2 separate regions of the Homo sapiens genome follow, and region 1 is linked to region 2. A link is a loop called in an ENCODE intact Hi-C map of the cell type or tissue named here. Cell type or tissue: transverse colon. All regions are shown on one strand. Region 1 overlaps TRANK1 (tetratricopeptide repeat and ankyrin repeat containing 1). Region 2 overlaps LRRFIP2 (LRR binding FLII interacting protein 2).

Region 1 (2,500 bases), 300 kb after region 2:
ACTCTCTCTCTCTCTCTCTCTTTTTTTTTTTTTTGAAACAGAGTTTTGCCCTTGTTGCCGAGGCTGGAGTGCAATGGCAGAATCTCTGCTCACTGCAACCTCCATCTCCCGGGTCCAAGCGATTCTCCTGCCTCAGCCTCCCACGTAGCTGGGATTACAGGCATGCATCACCATGCCCGGCTAATTTTGTATTTTTTGTAGAGATGGGGTTTCACTCTGTTGGTCAGACTGGTCTTCAAATCCTGACCTCAGGTGATCCACTCCCTTCAGCCTCCTAAAGTGCTGTGATTATAGGCGTGAGCCACCACTCCTGGCGCAGCAGTAGAACTTGTGGAAAAGCCTAAATAAAGCCTATGTGAACTCTATAGGTGATGATCTTTGAATGAAATTATATATTGAATATCACTGTTCCTTTATACATCCAGAGAGTTGTATAGAGTTACATGCATACATTTTGTTTCTAAGATTTTACTGATGGCACAAAGTTTAAAACCTAAGGTGGGGCTGGGGGATCTTTCTAGACTAGGTCCATGAAGTATAATTTTCCTAGATGATGGAAATGTCCTACACCTATTCTGTCTGATATGATAGCCACTCGTCACATGTGACTGTTGAGCAGTTGAAATGTGTGTGGCTCATGCATCTGAAGAACCAGAAATTTCATTTTATTTAATTAACTGTAATTTTATGTAAGTTAGTGGCCATGTATGGGATAATGTAGCTTTAGACTTTAGCTCCCAGAAGGTGTTTCTATCCAGAAAGTAGTTGAAGAGACTGGGAGAATCAAAGGAGGAGGCCCAGGGCCATGGGAATGAAGGAGGATCTACTTTGTTTTTATGGACCTTAATCCTTCCCCATCCTAATCCATTAAAGGGACAGATGGAAGCATTGTCTTTAGGAAGAGCTGCCGCTAGGGAGCTGTATCTGTGCCTAACATTTGTTTTTTGCATCTATGGTCCTGAGCACAATAACATTAGGATTTGAGTTGTTTTACATCCAGATGAATGAACATTCCAATTTACAGACCATGATGAAAGATACTTTCTCCCTTGACTCTTCCTCAAGTTTGCTGTACCCCATTTTGCTGATAACAGTGGTCCTTATCTCTTAGGATGGGGCTGCTTTTGGCATCTAGGTGAGAAATAAAGGGTCTTGCTAAAGATTTCTGCTGTTCTCTAAACCAGTGTTTCTCCATCTTAACATGTACATGAATTATTTGGGAGCCTGCTAAAATGCATGTTTTGATTCAGCAGGTTCAGGGCAGGACCTGAGATTCTGTATTTCTCACTAGCTGCCAGGGCAAGCCAGGGACCACTTTGAGGAGCAAGGCTTTAGTCCTAAATAGTCAAGATTACAGAATGGTCTTTATCCAGTTTTCATAGCCACCACCAGATGGCAGCATGTCCACTTTCTCTACCTGATGTTGCTGCTCAGCTCTTTCCTTGGGACCAAGAAGCGCAAGATTGGAGCCTTTGTTTTTCTCACAGTTGTTTGTGATCTTCTCTCTGATTTACTAGTTCTTGGCCTTTTCGAGTCAGCTTACATCAGGCCTCTGAATCCTTATCTTTCTGGTCCTCCAGTGGGGAGCCAGCTGCTTTCTGCTGTGCTCAGCACCAGGACAGTGCCTGTTTTCAGTATATGCAGGCATAGGGTATTGACTTAAAGGATGTCTGTCATACTTCTTCCTTTTTATAAAACCAATCTTTTTATATACTTAGAAAATTTATGAAATGTAGAAAAGAAACTATTAATTATCTGTAATTGTACCTGCCAGAAAAAAATTAATGTGTTTGTGATTTGGTCATTTAGTCTTATTCCATGCATTTTTAGTTATATATTTATATTTTCTTTTATAAAATGTGATGAGAATGTAAATTTAAATTGATAAAAATGTATGTAATAAAACCTAACACTTTTGCTTTTTAAACCTTATAAAAAGATTTTGGACAAAAATGAAATCTCCTTTTGAAATAATTTATTTCTATTTTCTATTACTTCTGACTATGGTTGCAACTTCAGAAGAGCTTTTTAATTTTTAATTTCAAATCTGTGTATATACACAGTAAGTCATCACTTAACATTATTAACAGGTTCTTGGAAACTGACTTTAAGCAAAATGATGTATAACAAAACCAGTTTTACGGTAGGTTAATTGATAACAAACAAGAGTTAAGTTCCTAAGGCATAGTTTTGGTCACAAAAACATCACCAGACTTCTAAATAAAGATCTAATATTAAACATGGAAATAAATGTGAGCTATATATACATTTAAGAAAGGTTAATAAAAACAAGTAAGATAATTATTTACCGAGTTATTCCAGTTCAGTGTTGAAGGTGGCCAGTTTATTCCGGCAGCTTAGGGAGCCAAGTGGGAGCCAGCCCTCCACAGGATTCCATTCAATTGCAGGGCTCACTCACACACATCCGCACTCACTCAGACTGGGACAACTGAGACATGTGAGTTCACCTATCGTACACATCTTTGGGGTGTGGGAGGAA
Region 2 (2,500 bases):
TTTCTTTCTTCCTTATCAGTTTATTCCCATTATCTTATTTTCCCTTCTCTGTCTCTGCCTTCCTTTCCTCCTCGGGAAAAAAAAGAAAAAGAAAAGAAATAAAAAGCAGCAGTGAAAGAAAGTGGTAAAGAGCTGGGAAAAGCCTTGGAATACATACCAGGGTGCTTTCTCAGAGGTGGAATATAAACACCTTCATTAAAGAATCATGGATTATCTTTTTCCATTGTTTTCATTTTGAACCCTGTATATCTTAGTGTTCCTTCATTACCACATTTTAACTACTTTTGATATAACAGATATCTTTACTGCTTTAGGGAAGCAAATTTAATTTTTATGTTACTGTTCTGAGCATGTTGTTCCTTACATGCCCACTTTCCTAAGTAGAAATATATTAACAGCTAGAAGAAATCTTTTGGCTTTCTGTTTTGTAAGTTAGAGTATACCGTACTGTATGCAGAGGATTAGGATGTTAAAATATTTATTTCCCTGTTAAATGGCTTAAATCATGAACAAACTGAATATATAGCATTGCTTTTTTTAAAAAGTGAGTATCCCAGTTAAGTGACCTAAGGATTATAGGACTAAATGTAGAAAAAAATTCAGCTTTAGATTAGATGTTTTTTCCCTTGTCACAGATAATGCTGTATCTAGGTGAACAGTCAAGGAAATGAGAGGGCATTGTTCTTGTCTTGCCAGATTCATCCTTTGCAATCAAATAAAGTTTGTTTTGTTTTTAAAATTGTGGTACAATATAGATAACATAAAATTTACTCTGTTGACCTTTTTTAAAAATATTTTTATTATGGTAAAATACAGTCATTTGTTGCTTAATGACAGGAATATGTTCTGGGAAATGCATCATTAGGTAATTTTGTCAAGCAAACATCATAGAGTATACTTACACTAACCTGGACAGTATAGCCTACTACACACCTAGACTATATGGTATAGTCTGTGGTTCCTGGGCCATAAACTTGTGCAGCATGTCACTGTACTGAATACTATAACTGTAGACAATTATAACACAGTGGTAAATTTTCGTGTATCTAAACATAGAAAAGATACAGTTAAAATATGATATAAAAGATTAGAAAATAGGCCAGGCATGGTGGTGTGCACCTGTAATTCCAGGTACTCAGGCTGAGGTAGGAGGATCACTTGAGATCAGGAGTTCTAGGCTGTAGTGTGCTATGAGCACATCTATGAATAGGCACTGCGTTCCAGCCTGGGCAACATAGTGAGGCCCCATCTCTTAAAAGGGCACACGTGTATAGGACAGCTCCATTATAATCTTATGGGACCACTGTAATATGTGTAATCCATTGTTGACTGGAACATCCTTATGCAGCACATGACTGTGTACATAACTTAAAATTTATCATTTAAACCATTTTTAAGTGTACAATTCGGTGGTATAAAGTACATTTACATTATTGTGTAACTATCACCTCTATCCATCTCCCTAACTTTTTCATCATCCTAAACAAGCTCTGCCCATTAAACAATATCACCTCATGCCCATAGCCCTTGGTAACCATTGTTCTACTTTTTGACTCTATGAATTTGTGTACTCCAGGTACCTCGTATAAATGGAATTATGTAATATTTGTCTTTGTGTCTGGCTCATTTCTCTTAGCATGATGTCTTCAAGATTCATCCATGTCATAGCATGTATCAGAATTTCATTTGTTTTAAGGCTGAAAAATATTCCTTCGTATGTTTATACCATATTGTTTAATCATCTTTTGATAGATGGGTTGTTTCCATCTTTCTGCTTTTGGGAATAGTGCCACCATGAATATGAGTATGCAAATGTCTGTTTGAGTGCCACATTCAATTCTTTTGTGTATGTACCCAGAAGTGGAATTGCTAGTAATTTGATAATTACCAAATTTCATTTGGTAATTCTATGCTTAATATTTTGAGAAACCACCATACTATTTTCCACAGTGGCTATACCATTTTACATTACCACCAGCAATGCACAAGGGTTCCAGTTTCTCCACATCCTTGCCAACATTTACTATTTTCTGTTTTCTTATTGATTGATTTTTATTTATGTTGAGCCAGGGTCTCACTCTGTCACCAAGACTGGAATGCAATGGCCCGACCACAGCTCACTGTAGCCTTGACCTCCCGGGCTTAAGTGTTCCTTCCCACCTCAGTCTCTCGAGTAGCTGGGAGTACAGGTGTGCACTGCCATGCCTGGCTAATTTTTGTATATTTTGTAGAGATGAGGTCTCTCCATTAGCCCAGGAGGGTCTCAAACTCCTGAGCTCCGCCAGCCTTGGCCTCCCAAAGTGCTGGGATTACAGGTGTGAGCCATTGTTCCTGGTCCCGTTTTCTTTTTTTTTTCTTTTTTCTTTCTTTCTTTTTTTTTTTTTTGAGACAGAGTGTTGCTCTGTTGCCTAGGCTAGAGTGCAGTGGCGCGATCTCGGCTCACTGCAACCTCTCCCTCCTGGGTTTAAGCGATTCTCCTGCCTTAGCCTCCCAAGTAGCT

What was found. Peaks named below come from ENCODE experiments on the same cell type or tissue, not always from the same donor. Only the 100,000 strongest peaks of a DNase experiment are listed, where the experiment ranks them.
Region 1: a loop joins it to region 2, with 12 times the contacts of the local background. A loop is called at or near these places in 3 of 110 quality-filtered maps.

The regions. Positions count from the first base shown.
Region 1 is chr3:36,867,942-36,870,441 of GRCh38, reverse strand. All of the region lies in intron 9 of TRANK1 (tetratricopeptide repeat and ankyrin repeat containing 1), which reads left to right. Among named protein-coding and RNA genes, the nearest start is that of LINC02033, 47 kb to the right of the region's middle. RefSeq lists an enhancer at 1,281-1,340. In transverse colon, a CTCF peak has its summit at 1,373 (motif pointing right); no DNase peak of the experiment used is centred here.
Region 2 is chr3:37,167,539-37,170,038 of GRCh38, reverse strand. All of the region lies in intron 1 of LRRFIP2 (LRR binding FLII interacting protein 2), which reads left to right. Among named protein-coding and RNA genes, the nearest start is that of LRRFIP2, 5.8 kb to the left of the region's middle. In transverse colon, no CTCF peak of the experiment used is centred here; a DNase peak (open chromatin) is centred at 972; H3K27ac peaks cover 1,748 bases.